Regions from separate parts of the Mus musculus genome. Here all the other regions are linked to region 1. A link is a loop called in an ENCODE intact Hi-C map of the cell type or tissue named here. Cell type or tissue: heart. All regions are shown on one strand. Links, peaks and the distances in the headings refer to the core of each region. The heading gives the core; the rest is flanking DNA.

Region 1 (5,000 bases), core at 1-5,000:
GCTGGTGGTGCACGCCTTTAATCCCAGCACTTAGGGAACAGAGGCAGGTGGATTTCTGAGTTCAAGGCCAGCATGGTCTACAAAGTGAGTTCCAGGACAGCCAGGACTACACAGAGAAACCCTGTCTCGAAAACCAAAAAAAAAAAAAAAAAAAAAAAAAAAAAAAAAAAAAAAAAATTCCTTAAAGAATTACAGGAAAACACAACCAAACAGGCAAAAGAAACGAACAAAACCATCCAGGATCTAAAACTGGAACTAGAAACAATAAAGAAATCACAAAGGGAGACAACCCTGGAGTTAGAAAACCTAGGAAAGTGATCAGGAGTTATAGATGCAAACATCACCAACAATACAAGAGATAGAAGAGAGAATCTCGGGTGCAGAAGATACCATAGAAAACATTGACACAACAGTCAAAAAATGCAAATAGTAAAAAGCTCCTAACCCAAAACATCCATGAAATCCATGACACAATGAGAAGACCAAACCTAAGGATAATAGGTATAGAAGAGAATGAAGATTCCCAACTTAAAGAGCGAGTAAATATCTTCAACAAAATTATAGAAGAAAACTTCCCTAACCTAAAAAAAGAGATACCTATGAACATACAAGAAGCCTACAGAACTCCAAATAGACTGGACCAGAAAAGAAATTCCTCCTGTCACATAATAATCAAAACAAATGCACTAAACAAAGAAAGAATATTAAAAGCAGTAAGGGAAAAAAGTCAAATAACATATAAAGGCAGAACTATCAGAATTACACCAGACTTCTCACAGAGAGTATGAAAGCTAGAAGATCCTGGGCAGATGTCATATAGACCTAAGAGAACACAAATGCCAGTCCAGGCTACTATACCCAAAAAACTCTCAATAACCATAGATGAAGAAAACAAGATATCCCATGACAAAACCAAATTTACACAATATCTTTCCACAAATCCAGCCCTACAAAGGAAAATAGATGGAAAACACAGACACAAGGGGTGAAACTGCACCCTAGAAAAAGCAAGAAAGTAATCTTTCAACAAACCCACACAAACATAATTCCACCTCTAACAACAAAAATAACAGTAACAATCACTTTTCCTTAATGTCTCTTAATATGAAAATTAATATTACCAACATATCCTAATCAATTGAAATTCAAAAATATGAGGAATTAGAAATTTGTTGGCTATCATCCAGCCTCTCTAATTTGTTAATTGGAGAAACAGATCCAATATTGTACAATCCATATACACTTTCTGCTTGTTTGTACATGTCAGGGTCTTGCTGTGTGCCATATAATGGTCTTGAAAGCATGCTTCTCCTATCTCAGCCTCTTTATTAGTAGGATTGTTTCTTTGATGTTTTTACCCTATACTGTGGTTTTCAGAACAGCTAACATATTTCAAAGTTATTTATACAGCCAAAGAAATATAGACAATTAATTTGGGAGGTGGCTTGTAAGAGAACAATAAAGAGTGAAACTGAATGTTTTGCTTATAATTACTGTACCAATTTTGAAGAAAAGGACCTTATAAGTTACTCTTTTTCTGAGATGAATACTTTTCAAAATCATTCACAGCTAACGAACCAGAATCTTACCCTCACCTAATGTCTGTGCCACCCTCTAAGCAGAAACACTGTTCATTGAAACAGTTGATGAATGACTTTATGGATAGACCATCTTAATACACACACCATTTCTTAAATGAATGTAACCTGTTCCCAGTGGGCTGAGAATGATACAATCACTCAAGTCAAGTAGCTTTGACCATTGCAGGAAATCTGTATCCAAATAATCATGTCTACAATTCATCCCTTGGCGCAGCAGAACTGTCAACTCTTAGCTTAGCTACTATGGAGGTAAAATCCTTTGGTGATGTGAGGGACACTGAAGTACAGCCTTACTACAATGAATTCCAATGTCTAAAAATTATTCTTACTTTGAGTTTGTACCACAGTAAGAGCCAAGATTTTAAAGCTCTACTAAAAATAAAATAAAACAAAACAAACCAACAAACAAAAAAGTAGAGTGTACTTTATATTTCAATTAAATTATGTTCCTGTGTTCTCATCAAAAGCAAAAACTGCCAACGTGTCGAGTATTGAGGAGTTTCACAGTAAGTTCTCCACAATATAATTTTTTTCAGGGAGAAATAACCCTGAAAACCCTCCAGCAAGATTTGTCCTATTTTTAGAGACTTAGAACACTGAATTTCAACATATAGTCTTCAAAGTTGTCAAAGGCTCACACTAGGCAACAAGGAAGGTGGTTTTGTTTTGTTTTGTTGTCAATCTTGCAATATGTTTTATACAAATAAATGTGAATTTAAGCCGGGCGGTGGTGGCACACGCCTTTAATCCCAGCACTTGGGAGGCAGAGGCAGGCAGATTTCTGAGTTTGAGGCCAGCCTGGTCTACAAAGTGAGTTCCAGGACAGCCAGGGCTATACAGAGAAACCCTGTCTCAGAAAAAAAAAAAAAAAAAAGTGAATTTAATGTAGTTAGTGGTATAGGAAATTCAATTAAAATGAATAAAAATTAATTATTCTTGATGATATAAAGCTATAAAATACTTTTAAATAAATTAGAGAAAAAGCTATCATGTTTACATTCAAGGCAAAATTTTTGCAGCTTCTCATTCTTCTGTACTATAAATTATTCATACTTGATTCTACTGTTCTATACATTAAAAGTTTTATGAGAAAGGAATTATTTTGATCAAACACAACAAAATTCAAGTTAACAAACCATAAAAGAATGTGGAAAATATAATTATCTGAGAATATTTCACATATAAATCTTAACAGTTTAACATATGAACAGCTATGTATCAATCCTGCCATCTACTGTCTCAAATGTGTAATTTTACACAGTTCAAACTAAATAAAGTTTAGCTTGACTCCTGCTCAGTTGTAAGATAGTGTGGCCTAACATGGAATTTCCATTCATTACAATTCTACTAACCCAGATAAATGACTGAAAAGAAGGTTCTATCCGTCATTCATGGCTTTCAGAATAAGAACTGAGTCCTCTGTTATTGGGGAAATGTTACTTATTAATATTCATAAATTTTTAGTTCCTGTATTTTCCCAGCCTCACAGTTAAATTAATTGTGATTTCTGATTTAGCAGTTTTCGTTTCAAGCCAGTTCTCAAGGGATTATATAATATGTATGTGGAAACAGGATTTGGAACATTTTTGCCACCTTAAACTAGCAACTATGATGATAAGTCTGAAGAACATAATTTGTCCTTTCCAAGTCAGTAACTGGCATACTACACAATCGATTAGTGACTGCTTCCATAAATTTGAAAGATGCGCCACCATTGACAGTAGAAAGTGTGCCTAGCATGTGGCAGTGCTCTAGGTTGGATCCTCTGCAGTAGAGATCAGAAGGGTCCAGGATGCTAAATTGATTTTAGTTGCCCTAGGCCAGTGGTTCTCAACCTGCGGATCACGACCCTCTAGGAGTCAAATGACCATTTCACAGAGGTCACCTAAGACCATCAGAAAACAGATTTTAACACTATTATTCATAACAGTAGCAAAATTATAGTTATAAAGTAACAACAAAAATAATGTTATGATTGGGGGGTCACAACATGAGGAACTGCATTAAAGGGTCACTGTATTAGGAAAGCTGAGAACTATTGAGAACTGAAGCCAACTCATGGATATGGTTTTTAAAGGCTCCAACATCCTCTCTACCCAGCTGACCTAAGCTTTGATAACTTGTTACCTTCTTTTTAATAGTTTCTTGATTATAACTATTATTGATAAAGTAGGCTACACAGGTTCAACAAAAACAAGATGTAACCCAAAACTGTCTGTCTCTACCATGCATCTGAAAACCCACATAAAAACAGAAAAGGTAGAAACCCCATTCCAAAGAAAACTCCAACCATTTCTGGGATTCCCTGATGTTTCTTTTCTATGGAATAATACTTTGAGCAATACTTCTCTCACGTTAAAACTTGCCCTTCAAGTTATCTATAGTGCCACTCTCTCTTTAGAAGCCTGCATCACCCCTAGAGTTGTATTTCTCTAGCCTTATAGTTAACTTCCAACACTTTATCTCATTCCATTGTTTTCACTGACTGACACGAGAACTAAAACACTAGCTAGAGTCTGAATATAGTCTTTATATTTGGGGCCTTCTCAGACTTTACCACCTTTAAGAATTACTGCCTACACTGTCCTAAACATACTGCAACAGTTCTTTCTTGATTTTAAAACTACTTCAAACCTTGTCCAAAAAGAGGGGATGCTTTACACTGAAAAGGTTCTCAGAGTTTTACCTTGAAACACTGAGTTCTTGGTAAGACCTCTTACCACTGCTGCGATCCCACCTTGAACAGTGCTCATTAGTCAGCAACGATGAGGCTCCAGAGCTCCTCCTCAGCTGTGGAGTTGGGAAACTGGTTCTGCCACTCAATCCCTGTCAAATAATTTTAAAACAGCTAAATTATCATCCTTTAATATGTTGCATATAGTGGCACATCACAAATAATATAATATGTACAGGTAAAACAAACTTCACTTTGAAAATCTTCCAACTTTCTACTTCCACTTCCAATTTCCACATTTGACATTGTTAACTATTTATTCTTAATCAAAAGCTCCTGAACTCTTATGACAAACTACACTTTTTTCATTTTTACATTTTATTCATAGTTTCAAGAGTGAAAAAAATCAGAGCTTAAAAAATGGTCGTGGACAGGAGCCTGATAAAGCTGTCTCCTATGAGGCTCTGCCAGTGCCTGGCAAATACAGACGTGGATGCTCACAGTCATCTATAGGATGGAACACAGGGTCCCCAATGAAGGAGCCAGAGAAAGTACCCAGGAAGCTGAAGGGGTCTGAAGCCCCATAGAAGGAACATCAATATGAACTAACTAGTACCTTCAGAGCTCCTTGCAACTAAACCACCAATCAAAGAAAATACATGGTGGAACTTGTGGCTCTAGCTATATTTGTAGCAGAGGATGACCTAGTGGGTCATCAATGGGAA
Region 2 (7,857 bases), core at 1,411-6,410, 220 kb before region 1:
TGTACTTATTTTCCTTGTTAAATAGTATTTGGTTATGTTCAGCATCTTTGCCATTTAATAATGCGAGGTGAAATTTTCATAGGTGCGCTGATACAACAATACACTGGGTAGGAGAAGAGAGGGACTGTACAGTAGCATCATTATTACTGATTGTTCTTAAAACCAAGTAAGGGGTATGAAAGACTTCACTCTACTACATAAGGACGTTATACGACTACATTTTTTATGTGTCTCCAGAATGTAAAGTCTACCATCTCAGGCAAGAAAGCCTAAGGATGGTTCACAAATATCTGGAAAAAAATCAGATCCATTGTTAAAAACATAAGGTATGGTGGCTTCTACTGTGTGCTTAAACACCATCACAGATCTATCACAGTTTATTTATGTGACCTTGAATCTCACCTCTTCATGCCTTTTATCTCCTCAAATGTGAGGATCGTCTTATGGCTTGGCCATGAAAATTAAGTCAATTCACAGGTAATATCACAATTCCTTATTATAACAAATATACTAGACACTCAAAGTATCTTCTACTACTATTGCTGCTGCTACTACTACTACTACTACTACTACTACTACTACTACTACTACGGAGAACATGTTGAAATGGACCACCACGGACTCAAAAAAAATGTATCCAAAATATGTTTTAATCTTGATGAAGTTCACAAATGGTACAATTTTGACATTTCCTTAAATAAATTTGCAATCATGTTCTGAGACATCAAGGCACAGCATCTCCTCTACCATAGGTCCCCAGTGGCTACAAGAGGCAGTGATTTCACATCTCCCTAAGGTTCAACAAAGCTGCTACCATTGGCTGGATGGCTCTTGGAGAACCTATTTGGTTTGCTGCAAAGGATGCCAGTGGGAGACACCATCATATTTGACTGGCCACAGACTCAGTATAAAAATAATGCAAACAAACACAGAATTAACTCATTTATACTTGGTTTCATTCCTCTCAAGTAACAACGGTGGTTTCCCTCATTATCTATCAGGATGCAAGCATACACATTGTCCTTGAGGCCTTCACATCGGGTTGTTTAATACAAAATTAATAGGCATGGTGAGTTCAACTTTATGTAACCTGAGATAAAGAGAAACAAAAAAGGGAAAGGAAGAAAAGGCAAAAGGAGAGGAAAGAAGAGAGGGAAGGAATGAAAATAAGGGAAAGAGGAAGGACACAGACACGTGAGTAGCCACGAACATCCCTAACAGTGCTGACTTACACAAATGGCTCCTCCACTAAGCTGCGTCCACGAATTCTGAATACGGGGCATGAGGAGGCTTGTGACACTGTCCCTATTAGTATGGGAAGTGGCGCTAGGTGTTTTGGAGACCCTGCAATGCAATCTCGGCACTTGGAAGTTGGGGCAGGAGGATCAGGAATTCAAAGCTAGCTCTATGTACTTAGAAGGAAGCCAGCCTGGGCTACTTGAGACTGTCTCAGAAGCAGAAAAGATAATAAAGATCTTGGTAGTGACTTGCTTATAGCCCTGTGGTCTGAGCTGGGGAATGCCAACCAAGAGTAGAGCCCTGTCGAAGCTGGGCCCATGTGTGAGGTGTGGCACTGGGTAAGATTGGCAGGTCCTTCCCTGTCCAAATCCAGGCAGCATTTTTCTCTCTTCTCAGCAACAAGGCACTGCTTCTATGCAGTCTCTCCTGCCTTTCTGATTTCATTTTCAAACTCAGTTCGAGAAGGAACTTACTACCTCAGGAAGAGAACTAGTATTAAATATATAGGACCCCAAGGTCCTACAACAGTCGGTGGGCTTCATGATGTGGATCTTAGCTCCCCAGTCCTTCCTCTCCCAATCCTGAGTACAAAATCACCTTCTTCCTGGAGCTGCTAGTGACTCAGGCCTGCAGGTCCCTGCGGCGGCGGCGGCCGAAGGCTTCAGAGCCCACATCGGTGGGCACAAAGTTGTCCTTCAGCACACCTCCTGATCTGCTCAGCAGGTCTGCCAGCCGATGGGTCACACAGGTGGCAGTGTTGCAGGATCTCTTCTGAGCAGTGACACTGATATTCAGGATGGAAGAGAAGAAGAGAAGTCTTGTCAGTGAGGTCTGGGGAGTTCCTACCCCCTGGGAACTGCAGTCCTCCAACCTGCCACTTAACCGTAAGTGTTTCTCCTAAGTGCATTTATCGAAGCCATTCAGGGAAATGACCTGAGAGTCTTTGCTAGAAACTCTTTCTCAAACCATCACCAAATAGAAACAAAACAAAACAAAACAAAACAAAAACAAACCAAAAAAAAAAAAAAAAAAAAAAACCCTTTTACCTTGCTGAAGTTAAGAACAGCATTTGTAGCATCAGCTCAGAAGTGCTTATCTGATCCTTAGCATGCTTGATGTCATTGCTGTGTCACAGAGACAAGCCCTGTGCCTAGCTCCCCTGAAACTAAGGCTCTTTCCTAGGCCCTGGCCACTCATAAGCTTCAGAGGTTGACCAGAGCAATGATCACTGCAACTCTGATTCTTCTAGGAAAATTAGTGAGATGTAAGGAATGTGCTCATTCCAGTCTTCAGGAGCAGGTAATGAACTGCTATCTAAAGGCTCCAGAAGGCTCCCTTCCTGCCTCTGACTTCAGTTCTTGCCCTTTCCACTCTGGGCCACTGATTCTCCGACACACTAAAGCTGCTGTTGCCAGTTTGCAGAGAAATGCACACGCAACAGATTTTTTTTTTTAAAAAAAGGACCAAGAGAGGAAATTAGGAAGGACTCAGAAGGCTCCAGTAGCATCCTGGACACTTCAAACCAAAAGCAATGGACCTTCTGCAAGCAACCTGCTGTGTTCTTGTCTTGTCATGGTGTTTCAGGCCTGGAGTCCATACCAGAGATGGCAGGAACGTTGTTCAGATCCTGTTGCTCAGATCCTGCACCTACATGCCCAGAACCCTATTTAGATCCCATGCCACTTAGATCTGGGACTGTCCAGACTGCAGGCAGGGAAGACATGTCAAGCAGCACTAAACACCAGGGGCTAATCTTACGGCAGTCAGCAGGTTAAACTAGGCAGGGGGACTAGAAGTTGGGGCAGGAGATGGTAGAGGTAGAGTTCTCACAAATTCCATTGGGAAGGCTCAGAGTTGCAGTAAGCCAGGACAGTGTGGAGAAGGGCAAAGAAAATTGGTGACTCTTTCTGGCATTCCATGTGTTGTTTGTCTTTCATGCTGCCAGGGATTGGGGTGGGGGGGGGGGGACGGTGGATCAGGGTGTAGGTCAACATATTGCTTTTCTTTGGAACCAGGCCAGAGTTGGTCTCTTTCAGGGCTAGGAGCACATGGGCCCTGTAACAATGTAACATGGGACCCTGTAACAATGTGTACACATCTATGAATGCCCCGACCTACCTCAGACTCTGTGCTACCTGTCCCAGACCCCTTCTACCCCAACAACTTTTCCTTGTAAGTGTGGAATGAAGGCTCCTTGACAGTTGAAAGAGCAGCAAATGTTGGAAGCTGTTAAAGCTTCCTGAAATTCTAGTCCATCCTCTGGCACCACACTTACCAGTCCTACCTCAGCAGGTTCAGCGATGTTGATGTTTCCCCATCAGTGCAATCCAAATCCCTTCTACATCTCCTCATTTCTTTTCCCAAGAGTTTTCAGGAGAAACAACATTGTAATGTGTCTAACAACTATGAGCCCCTCTGGTGGTACTGGAAGCTCTGTGGGAGGCTAGGACTCACGTTTAGTTCCTTGGACTGCTGGCCACTGTCTCTCGACCTCTCTGGAATAAGTCCTCCTACATGTGGGGGTCAGATGGGGAGGAGACTTACCGGGAGCCCTTAGTCTCTTGCTCCTCCTGTTCCAGCTTCCTGGCCTTCATCTGCTCATAGTCCTGCATCAGTGCAGCAAGCAAGAGATGTTTTTCCTGGTCGCCGAGGGTGCCCAGGTCTAGGCTGCTCTCCAAAGCGGACCTGTGGAGGTAGCAAAGCCAGTGCAGGTTCTGATTCCCTGCCTATCTCCTCCCCAAATAAGAAACCAAGCTTCCTAGCCCTTGCTTCTTCCCTAGGGGCGTAGCGGTCTGGTCATTAGGCCAGTTCCCACATGAGGGCGCTGAATTACCAATAACCAAGTAGGGCTACAGAGCCGCAGAGTTGACACACCCCAGGGGCAGCCGGAGGAGAGCCAGACTGCACTTCTGATTCAGGTTAATTTACCTGAAAGGGGCAGCCTGGAGGCTGCTGGCCAGGCACAGGACCCATATGCTGCTGAGAGCCAGAAAAGGAAAGAACTTCCAAAAGTCCATGATGTCTCTGTAAGAAGAGAAGAATGGTCCAATTGCTCAGGACTATAGACCCAGGTTCTATTTCTCCTACCACACTGCAGCTCTCAAAACGTGCAGTAGATGCAGTGTGGTGAGTGGCTTGATAGAGCAGAAACGAGTGGGGGAGAGTAGATGTGGTTTGCAGTTTCTGCTCGGTTTAAGAACAAGGAGGAGCTACCGGCACTCATTTGCCCCCAGCTTGCAGGAGAACACACGTGCCGCGCCCCTTTGGCTCTCATCTGTGAAGAAACCAAAAACCACCCAGAGATCCCTGCGCCTTGCTGTCCCGCTGCTAAGGATTTCTAACAGGTTGAAATTATTATAATCACCCTTTCTGAGAGGTTGCCCTGGGGAAGAAAGTTAACTTGGAACTAATCCCCCTCTCTCCATCTGCAGAGTTGGGAGATTTTTTTTTTTAAACTACCTCAGAACCGCAGATGAGGACTCCTCCTCCCCACAGCGAAGCGAGACCCACCTGCTTGCTGATAACCCCAGGAGGCTAAAGGCTGGAAACATCTGAGAGAAAAGATCAGTGCTCCCCAATCCCGAATCCAAGGAACTCTTTAACCTAAAACTGGTTAGGATGCGGCAAGACCACCTTCCCTCAAGGAGGGGGCACAGACGCGCCTAGATAGGGTCGCCCAGCTTCCAGTGCTGCTGAGTAGTCGTAGGGGTCCCACTTACTTTAGTTAAAAGAAAATGTCAAGACTGTACTTTCTGACAATGGCTGCAGGAAGGCGGAAATGTATGTGGAATGATAAGGAACCAGGACAGCAAAGGGATCCAAGTAGAGTGGGGTGTGGTGGCTTGCGCCTGTAATCCGCATCCTTAGGATGCTGAGAAAGGAGAACCTTAGCGTTTGAGACGAACCAACTTGAGCTATATAGTGGGTGCCAGGCCAACTTAGACTACAGTGTGAAATACTGCATTAAAAAGAGCAACCAAAAGGAAACAAACTAAAGGAGAGAGAGCTGTAGGCGTTGAGAAGTTAAGTTTCTCACCTGCTAGCCCGTGTTGGAACAGCGAGAGTGAAGTGTCCACTGCAGAAGAGCACACACACACGGCTGTAGGCGTCTTGTCCCCAGAGCCGTGGTCTCTTATTCTCGATCTTGAGGGTGTGGGGGGTCCGCAGTAGCTCTTCCACCAATCAGAGCTCTGACCGAGCTTCCATAACGTCATAGCTGGAGCTACTTACACTTCTGCAGGAGGGAGGCAGCAGTCCACTCCCTGTCTTTGAGGTCATTGCTGAGGAACCGGGTAGGAGTGGGAGTGGGGGTGGGGTAAGGATACAGAGAGGGTGAATTCGTCCAGAATGTGAGCAAACCTGAGTTTGACATCACGACCTCTTTAATACCTGAACTCCAGCCTACAACCTTTTGCTGCCCACTCCAATGGGGACCTGAACCTCGTAGCTGGACTCCCACGCAGGCTGAGTAGCACTCCCAGGTTCTAAAAGGACTTCAGTAGATACATCCACGATGATGACTGTCACAGGAAGAAGCGGGTCCTTGGATACATTAGGGTACTTCTGTCATACCTGTCCCAAATGGGCACTCTAGCAGTGCGTGCTTCCCATCACCTAATAAGGATAGAAACTAGAGAGTATTGTGGAGCAGCAGGCTAACAGACTGCACAGGGAACTGGGCTTTCTCCTCCTGTACCAGACCTTCCAAATCCTGCGCTATGGTTTTTACATCCCTCCCCCGCCCCCATTCAAATCCCCAGACCTCACACTGCTGTAGCAGTGTAGATTAAAGCACTTCCAAGCATCCCTGGCGGGTTTGCCTAGCAGGAGGCTGGCGCTCAGATGGCAGTTCCCTTCCCCTCCCCTGCATCTCCACCACCCCACTCTGCAGAGCTTGAGAGCTGAGCCAGGGTCCTGCACAGGCCACCTGAGCAACCCAGGGGTCAGCAGGGAACTTTCACACTCACTCAGCTGCTGGTTAAGCATCCATAGGTTCAGGCATCCGACAGCTGGCAGGTGACCTTTGGCATTAACACACCGTGTCACTGAGGAATACTCGGTTCACTTGCCTTCAGCAGAAGACTGTGTGCACGCACTAACCCAAATCAGTTGAGCTTTGGCCAAAAATAATCTCACATTTCTGCTTTCAGAATCAGGCATGAATTATGTGCACTGGGATAGGCACATCACCACTCTGGCCTAACCATGGGCATCACAAGTGCCCACCCAAGAAAAAGAACTGAGTATCTCCTGTTTTCCACGTCGCCCATTCTTCCAGGTGTGAGGAGAAGATACGCGGTGCTCAGCTACTAGAAAGTGAACTGACATCATTCCCAAGGCTTCAGGCTTTCCCTCTCCGCTGCTTGGTTGCAGCACAAGGACTCTCCAAGTGCCCAGCTTGCTGGGGGTTCCAGTAATGTGTGGAAAAGGCTATACCTGTGGCTTGGGAGATCCACACCTGGCCCTCAGTTTCTGAGAATCAGAAAGGAACTCAGTGTGTTTACTCAGGTCCTCTGAGTCACTTTTCTGATTCAGGTCCTAGTTGTTGGAGCAAGGGCAGATGATACCACCCTCCCTCAATTAAAAAAAAAACCCCAACTGGGAAACTCCCGCTGGCCTCCAGTCCTCAATGTGGTGAGGAGGATGGGAGGCAGTTTCCCCAGGAACCTAGATGTAGATCAAAGTTGCCCCCAGCAGAGGCATAGGATGGCTTTGTAATGATTTTTTTTTTGGTAATTGGTAGGGCACCCAACCAATGCTCTCTAGAGGAATTTCTTCATGAAAACAAGGTCCTTCTCCATCTAGATTGTGAGTTCACTTTTGGATGGAAGGAAAATCATGGGAATGACCTTTTTTGGTTTGAGGGTCTTCTCTCCAAAAGTCCTACAAATAATAGGGTGACATCTGTGTCCCTCTTCTGGATTTGGGACTTGAAAAGTGCCTGTAGAATGTAAAGGTGAATCTGTGAGGTGAAAAGTACCCGAATCCCCATACTTCTGTCACTGTCATTGGGGTCTGGCAAAGCTGTGATGTAGTAATTGCAAGCATCATTTTCCATGGGCACTCGGCCATCATTAAAAGGGAGAGAGTAGATGAAGATAGCCCCACTTCCAGCTTTCCAGTCTGACCCAGCCATCAGTAACATGCATGAGGAAGCAAGAAGTAAGAAGAGGGATAAAGCAGGAATCTTGATACGGTCTGCTGAGAAAACCTCAGAATATTTATTTATTTATTTGGGAGAACACAGAACCTTGAGAGTAGACCATATATATATATATATATATATATATATATCTCCAAAGATAATATCTGCAACACCTGAACTTTTCAGAAGTCTTAAGATAGCCAGAGGGCAGTCAGGAGCACAGTCCCCAGCTGTGCTCAACACACAGCCTGGTGCTGACTGACTAGGATAGAATATGCAGTAGTTTCTGTAAAGGCATCCAGCATCCCTGACCAACAAAAATAATTACAGCCAGTTCAGCAAGTTGGTTATCTTCTTAGGAGCCCCACAGGGCCAGTTACCTCTCTGTATACCCAGAATTATTTGACCTGTTTTTGTTTTTGTTTTTGTTTTTTAAATTCCTTACTTCCTTGCCCCGTGAATGGTGCATAGTA
Region 3 (7,857 bases), core at 2,858-7,857, 140 kb before region 1:
CCTTCCGAGTCTGTCCCTAGATCCAAGGACCCAGACCTCCTGACTGATGTGGCAAACTAATAAGCTATGCTCTAGCATTTGAAGTGCTCAGAAGAAGCCTAGGGAATGTAGTTAATTCAATCCAAACACTCTGGCTATTCCTTTGCCTACAGACAATAGCAGTCATCTTTAAAAAGCTGCTGAGAATACAAAAGATCGTATACTTGGTGGCACACAGATGGAATTGAATGTGGTTTTAACATTTTTATTCTACCTGTTATTAGTGAGTGAGTGTAGGTGTGCACATGTTCTACTGCACACATAGAAGCTAAAGGACAATTTTCAAAAATAGTTCTTCCCTTTACCACAGTTCTAGGAACTAAAATTGAGTCATTAGGATGGCACAGTGATCACTCTTACCCATGGCCCATCCCACTGGCTTGAGTTTGAATATTTGTAACAGTTTGTCTTTTTTTCTACTTCAATGTATTTTATATTACATTCATGCTTACCACACATGCAACATGCTTTAGCTAACCTATATTTAGTTTGTTAACAAAACAATGGAATCCTCTCTAATATTTACACAGATCCATCTGCTCTGAAGACCTCCACACAAGAACATGATTCACTTCTCTTTTTTCCTCCAAAAGTTTTTTATGTTTCCATAAGTGTTTTATTTTAAAAGATATACAAAATGAGGCTTTTATATACATACACGCTTTTATATACATACACATTATAAAATGATTACCAACCAGGCTAATTAACAAGTCTACCCCTCACAACTATTTCTGCACATGTGTGTGTACCCATGTGTGTGTTCCTGTGTGTGTGTGTGTGTGTGTGTGTGTGTGTGTGTGTTTATGTTGAGAACATTCAAGGTCTAATCTCTTAGCAAATTTCAAGAATATTTATTGTTATTATCTGTGGTCACTATTCTGTATGGCTGGGTCTTCAGAACTTACCCACTTCACACCTCAAAGTTCTTTGAACCCTTTACTTTCACCCCTCCTCCCAGTATCCAGTTCTCTGCTCTGTTACTTGAGTTCAACGTTTTTATAGAGTGCACCTGTAAGTGAGGTGATGTAAACTCGTCTTTTAGCGTTTGCTTTATTTCTCTTATTCTTTCTTCTTCTGGACAATGCAGTATTGCTGTATCTGAGAGAGAATAGAAAACCAAGTGGTCTGTATAATGCATGTGCTATCTGTATGTGTGGCATATATAAAATGCATGTGTATGCTACATAATGTATATGGTAGAACTATACTTTTCTTATCCATTCATCCACTTGTAGACACTGTCTGCTTCATGGCTATTTCTGTTGCTTTGCCAGGCATTCCATCTTGCTTCTGCTTGCCTTAGGAAACATTGAAAATCAGTTCTGTTTTTAGTGAGTTCAGTGATCAAAGCTTTGGTTTCTGCTTTTAAACCGATATGACCAAACTTCTGCCGAAATCCCCCCAGTTTGTTTGATGTGATTCTGCTGTGATGGCTGCTACACTGGGATGGCTGTGATTTTGTTGCTGAGTCTGTATCGCATTCAGACTGCAGAGGAGCAATAACTTTAATGTGGGCTCTGAGCTCTCAGTCTTCATATTCTCTCTACTTAGCATCTGTTTACTCACTGCTGAATGGCTCAGTTAAGCTTTTACTATAGTGCATGTAAATCTTTTGATCATATGCAAATTGTTATAAGATTTTTCTATAAGATGTGGTTTATAAATTTATTTGAAAATCAGAACAATGCAGGAATCTGAATTAAATGAACGAGAGTAAATATTACAGTTTGTATTTACTGGAATGTTGTAAAGCAGTGCTTTTCCAAGCTAGAGTGTTTCAAAATTAGGTGATTTCTACATTTTAAAGTTTTAAGACGACTAACCATAGAAGAGCTACCTGGTCAAGCTGCTATTTTGAGATCAGTCCTTTCCCTTGCAGCTTTCCAGAAAGCAATGGGAAAAAATCCCAAAGATCTGCCCAGGCAGAGGTCTAACCACCCCAACTCTCTGTAAACGCAGGTTGCTGGAAGCAGGACAGTTTTTAATTTCGAGCCAGGAAGACTCTTACTTCATTGTCTTGTTTCTGGAAACATTATCAAGGAAATGGGAAAACTGAGGCAGAAGACTTTCTGCTCCTAAATTTGGAAGGGTGGGAGGAGGTGGTTTAACTGAGCCCTACAGTTTGGGAGCTATTTGGAGGCACTGAGCACTAAATTTGAAAGTTGATTTGCATTTGTTTGACATTGGCTGATAGCCTACTGGGGTGCAGGGTAAGGTTGTAGTTGTTAAAGAAAGGAACTACACCCTCCCCAACCCCTGAGCCGTGCTTCTGGGCACTTCCTACAAAATCAAAGAAAAACCTGCATTTCTCTTCCTAGAGACCCACTCTTCCAACCCTTTCAATTATTCAACTTCTGCAGATGACAGAGGTGCCCTCTGGATGTGATGGCTTACAGCTACAGGTTTCATGGTGTGGAATCAGGGTTGGCTCAGAGGTCTGAAGGAACACTCCACAGCCTAGGAGCAGAGCTCAAACCCACCCAGTGACACTGCCAGAAAACCAGTGCTCAACACTGCACGGGTTAAAGCCAGGAGTTTTTTCCTTAGGAAATGCTTATAGGAATCCATTTGTTTAAAAAATGATTTCTGGATCCCATATATTAGACATCTTTGCAGTTGAAAGAAGAAACAAATTCCCCAGGTGCACTTGGCACCTGAGCACACACAAAAAGCAGATTTTGTGCATCAGTCCCAAGTGGCAATGACCCAGTGGCTCACCACTGTCATCTCAGCCCTCGCCAACTTGTCTCCAACTTGTCTCATAATTGCTCACGAAAATTTAGTCCAGGTCTCAGAACTAAACTGCTGGAAGCCCAGGAAGGCCACTTCTGGGTGTCTGCCTCCAGGGATTCCTGTGCCTGGGAATCCTAAATCCAGTGGCGATAAAATTCTTCCAGCTCTGGTTTCCAGCCTGGCACTGCCTGGCCAAGCCCATTCTCCCAGCCCTGGATGGGTCTTGTTGCTGCTCTGAGAGCAGACCCTGTGGAGAGGGATTCCTGGCACTCCTTTCCTCACATTTTTATACCTTAAAACTTCTGAGATGCCCCAGAAGTTAAGCTGGAAAGTCATTGATGGCATCCTAGAAGTTAAGTGTTCCATCATTCTGCTTTGAGGGACACATCTGGGATGTTGGTAGGACCGACAACTCGGGTTCCATGGCTCATGCCATTCAAGTCTTCTTGGAAGCTAATTTCTGCTCTGTTTAGAGAAATATGAAGCTTGCTTGGGTGTCCCCCCCCCCATGGTCCCCAGATTCTCCAATGTGTTCAACACACTGGCTAGGTCTGGACTGGCTGCTGCATGTAGCACCGCACACTCAGACCTCACCAACTGCAGAAACATGAAGCTTCTTTGTCCCCAGACAGCAAATGCCCCAGTTAGGACCTCCACCCTTGTCGGTGTTCCTGGAGCTCACTGCTCAGACAAAATGAGTGTCCAAATCAGGGGAGTGGTTGTGAGAGGGATCAAGTCAAACTAATCTGATGTGAGATGGAGATCCAAGAGCAAACATCCTGTGGGAATGTGGCATGGACTGCAGGAGGGACGTGAAGGCAGGCTTCAGACAATTTGAGAACCACTAAGGATGCTTCTGTGGGCCACAGAGACTGCTGAGTGGCTGTGCTTTCTGGAGAGGATGCCTTTTTGGAAAGAGCGGAGAGTCTCTGTGCCAGGAGAAGTGTGACTGGGAGCAAGTGTGAGGTTTAGGATGGGCAGCATCTCCGCAGCACTGTCAAGCCTGCCTGCTCTTTAGCTCTTCAGCTCAGGGATCTAAGGGTGGGGGTGAGAGGGCCTCCCACTCCACCCCCGGATCAAATACAACTGGAACATCTTGGCAAACAGCAGCAGGAAGCAAAAGGACAGCTGTGCAAATCCTTAGGCAGGCAGGCAGCCTAATGAGAAGTGATAGATAGCCAGGCAGGAGGAGAAAAAGATCTACAATGGAGACTTTGGAGGCATCTGGTTCTTCTTTGTACTTTCCCCACTACCCCTTCGTACCCCCTACCCCAAGCAGGACCCAGCTAAATACAACCCCTTCTCACACATGTGAGTGTGTTATCCAGCGCATTAGGAATGCCAAGCTGAATACAGATGATTCACACTGGAGAAAGAGAGATTTTATAGCCCAGAAAACACCAAGGTTTCTTTCTACAAGCAGGCCCTTCAAAGGGGGACTATGATACCCACTGAAAAGTTTAATATGTTGAGGTTTCATGCAGGCTTTGGGGGTCTTTTGGGGGGTGTCAGATTTTTGAGGATTTTTTTTTTCATTTTTCATTTTACCTGTGGCCACATAACCCCAAATGAGGCAGCTGCCACAAGCCTCGGGTCTAACTGAGTCCTTGTGTGCAGTACCAACACCTCTGACTATCTGCCTAAACCTGTGTGCCACGCTGCCAGAACTAGCCTTGCAGATCAAGAATTCATCCCTCAGGTGCACTAAACTATTCTAGATTAGGCACGGACTTAGGTGGGGGTGGGGGTACGATTAGAATCAGACATGCAGCAAGGAGTGCTTGAGATACTGGACTCTACTCTCCAAGATTCTGAGATTGGAGTCAGGAATATTCAAAGTCAAGAAGGAAAGAAGAGATGAAATTTATCTTGATGTCAAAAGGCCCTCCAAATTCCCGCTAATTTTAAGGGTGGCTCTCACTGATCCGTATCATCTCCCCCACTTCCACCAATGACCTCAATTTAAATTCAAATGGTGTCATCTTGCTAGATGCTCTGAGTTCTGGAAGCACAGAGGTGACGCAATCTGTCTGGGGCATGGGGCCCTTCCACCTATTGGCTGCCTGGAGCCCCGAGACCCCTCCCGACTCACCACGGCGGGAATAAGAGCAGCTGCAGGCGCTGGGAGGCACAGGAGCCACTGCCAGGATCAAGAGTCACCGCTTCGCAAGCACTGCCTGGCTCCATCAGGATCCCCGCAGGCTCAGCTCCAAGGCACCGCTCACCAGGTGAGCCCTAAAATTCCTGTTCAGGTGTGTAGTTCTACTTTTCTCTTCCTCTCCCTCTTCTCTCCCGCTCTCGCTGTTAGTCCTTGGTTTGTCTTTCCTGACAATCCCAGTCCCCGTTAGTCATTAGTCCTAGCGTGGTTCGTGTTAGATCCCGATCCAGATAGGTCCCTACAGAACTGGTCCGCAGAGCCTTCCTTCAGTTTCGCTGGAGCGCAGGCTCCAGTCTCACGTTTCTCTCTCTCTGTACACCTGATCCACCAATCTTGGGACGCTGAGCTCCTAGGCTTCACGCGCGCAGTCGGGCGTAGCTCTTCTTAGATGGTGCTTTCAGTATTCTCGTTTCCTGAGAAATTGGTCCTGAGTCCGAGCCTAGGGCCAATATGTAGCGAACAAGAGTCAGTTGCCGCAATTGCAAACCCCGATTTGGGACCCTGGGATTAACAGAGAAGTGTTTTCCACCTCAACTTTAGATTGGTTCTTGTAGGCAACTGAGTTGCCAGAGGGTGGAGCAGCTGAGCAGTGCAGCCGTCAGTTTCTCAGATTTCAAGGCAGAAAGATTCCCTCTCCATAGACTTTCTTTCTCACATTCTTAGGTGTCTGTAAAAAAACTCACAAAGAGAAGACAACTCTACACTTCCCTGTGGAGACAGATGTAGAGACAGGAGACACCTGGGATTCGTAGAATCCTTGAGACTGATCTCACCACCACCACTCCTTTACCACCACCACCACCACCACCACCACCACCCCCGACCCCCCGCACCCTCCCCCTCCTCCATCTTTAGGGCTAAGATTCTTTCCAAACCGTATAGGCTACATGCACACTGGACAATGAGGGAACAAAGATGATGAGAAATGTGGTTATCAGTATGAAGCCAAAATGTCGGGGAGTCACAGGCATAAGCACACAGAAAGCCAGGTCCATGGGCTTATAGAACCTTGAACTGATATAAATAAACAAATGAATAAATAGACATTCTTCTCTTGCAGGAAGGCATCATGGGCTTCCTGAAGTTCTCCCCTTTCCTGGTTGTCAGCATCTTGCTCCTGTACCAGGCATGCAGCCTCCAGGCAGTGCCTTTGAGGTACGTGTAAAGACAGGAGTCCTAGTGTCCTGGGACTGGCCAACTTCCTGTTAACCACAGAGTACCGAATGTTTAAAACCCAACTATCTGGTGGAAAAATATATACATGTACATAGACACACATGTAAGTTCACTATAAGCTTAAATTTCAAGTAGCCCTTTAACTAACAAAATGCTTTCACCACTTCCCCCCCATATTTAGTATCAAGAGTTAAACCTTTTTGTTCAATTCATTCCTTATGAGACATGAATTTTACTCTAATCTGCTAACTTGCCAATAAATATTACTGACTCTAATTTATAATCTGTTAATCTATTTCTCATCTACTTTACAAACTGTATTTATTAAAATGAGCCCCCAATTCAGATTCAACAGTAATTATTTTGTCATTCAATTTGCCTGCACTTATCATTTAACTTGCAAAATTCCTAAACTTATGAGGACGCTGACTCAAGCCTCTAGTGTAAGCGGCAGGCAGGGAATCAGAGACGGTGCTAGACTTGCTTCCTCTCCACAGGTCAATCTTGGAAAGCAGCCCAGGCATGGCCACTCTCAGTGAAGAAGAAGTTCGCCTGCTGGCTGCACTGGTGCAGGACTATATGCAGATGAAAGCCAGGGAGCTGGAGCAGGAGGAAGAGCAGGAGGCTGAGGGCTCTAGGTAAGGCCCCTTACCCTGCCTAGCCCATCCACAGGAAGGCGGAATCCAGAAGGTAGGAGAGAGCGCACTGTCCGCCTGGCTGCTGTTTAGCAGGACACGAGGCTCAGCTACTCTCAGGCTGAAAGAAGACAGAAGTCATCGGGTGAGACTGTAGTTAAATCACACTTAAAAAAATTTATTTCTGAAAGCACTTAAGAGAAGGCTAGGAATAACTGTAGAAATCAGTCTGCTAACATTGGGGAGACTTCCTGCAATAGTATGAGCGAAGACTGGTAAAGCCTAAAGTCTGCAGAGATGGCATTGTGGCCACAGGGCCAAGGAGAGCACCCCTCCCTATCCTTGCCTGCCTGTGTGCCCCCAGCTTAGAAACAGACCAACCCTGGTCTGGCTCCTGCATTACCCAAGGAAAAGCATGTGTTACCCTACAACCATCCCGAGAAACACCCTGCCAAGCATGAAAGATTAAAGAGCACATGGAATGTCAGAAAAGTCACCCTTCTCCTCTGCCCTTCCCCACATTCTTCTGGCCTACCACACCCCAAGCCTTCCCGATAGTGTATGTGTGAACCAACCTCCTACCAGCCCCGTCCCAGCTTCTAATCCTGTGACTGATTTAACCTGCAGACTGCCCACAGGGTCAGCCCTGGTGCATGGCACTGCCTCGCATGTCTTTTCCCTGCAGCTTGGACAGCCCCAGATCTAAGCGGTGTGGGAATCTGAGTACCTGCATGCTGGGCACGTACACACAAGACCTCAACAAGTTTCACACCTTCCCCCAAACTTCAATTGGGGTTGAAGCACCTGGCAAGAAAAGGGATGTGGCCAAGGACTTGGAGACAAACCACCAATCCCATTTTGGCAACTAAGCTCCTTCTCTCCTTTCTAGTTTCCTTCTTGCTTTCTTCCTATAACTTGATGCATGTAGTTCCTCTCTGGTTGCTCTCCAGGCTATTACTGGTTGCTTTCCTGAGGCAAAGAATGGTATCTGAAATCCCCAGTGGGTGAGGAGAAAGTCCCACAGGCTAAAAGAGAATCACCCAGGAAGATGGCAGAGAGCAAGGGCACACTCAGGAAGATGGCAGAGAGCAAGGGCAGTCATCTGGCTTCCTA

Evidence for each region. A loop is a pair of places that touch in the nucleus more often than their neighbours do. Peaks named below come from ENCODE experiments on the same cell type or tissue, not always from the same donor. Only the 100,000 strongest peaks of a DNase experiment are listed, where the experiment ranks them.
Region 2: it touches region 1 in a loop (4-fold over the local background); 4 of 42 quality-filtered maps call a loop at or near these places.
Region 3: a loop joins it to region 1, with 10 times the contacts of the local background. A loop is called at or near these places in 9 of 42 quality-filtered maps.

What each region holds. Positions count from the first base shown.
Region 1 is chr7:114,497,339-114,502,338 of GRCm38, reverse strand. It overlaps Pde3b (phosphodiesterase 3B, cGMP-inhibited), which reads right to left. Exons shown (of 16, transcript NM_011055.2): 4 at 4,288-4,427. Among named protein-coding and RNA genes, the nearest start is that of Cyp2r1, 63 kb to the left of the region's middle. In heart, for the core only: a CTCF peak has its summit at 2,829 (motif pointing left); no DNase peak of the experiment used is centred there.
Region 2 is chr7:114,716,141-114,723,997 of GRCm38, reverse strand. It overlaps Calcb (calcitonin-related polypeptide, beta), which reads right to left and starts at 5,355. Exons shown (of 5, transcript NM_054084.2): 1 at 5,276-5,355; 2 at 4,168-4,263; 3 at 3,784-3,924; 4 at 1,837-2,023; 5 at 633-1,090. The coding sequence starts at 4,256. The coding sequence ends at 1,861. In heart, for the core only: a CTCF peak has its summit at 4,050 (motif pointing right); no DNase peak of the experiment used is centred there; H3K4me3 peaks cover 1,696 bases; H3K27me3 peaks cover 3,703 bases.
Region 3 is chr7:114,633,358-114,641,214 of GRCm38, reverse strand. Calca (calcitonin/calcitonin-related polypeptide, alpha) reads left to right here and starts at 4,858. Exons shown (of 5, transcript NM_001033954.3): 1 at 4,858-5,003; 2 at 5,994-6,088; 3 at 6,607-6,747. The coding sequence starts at 6,003. In heart, for the core only: a CTCF peak has its summit at 5,497 (motif pointing right); no DNase peak of the experiment used is centred there; H3K4me3 peaks cover 1,315 bases; H3K27me3 peaks cover 2,319 bases.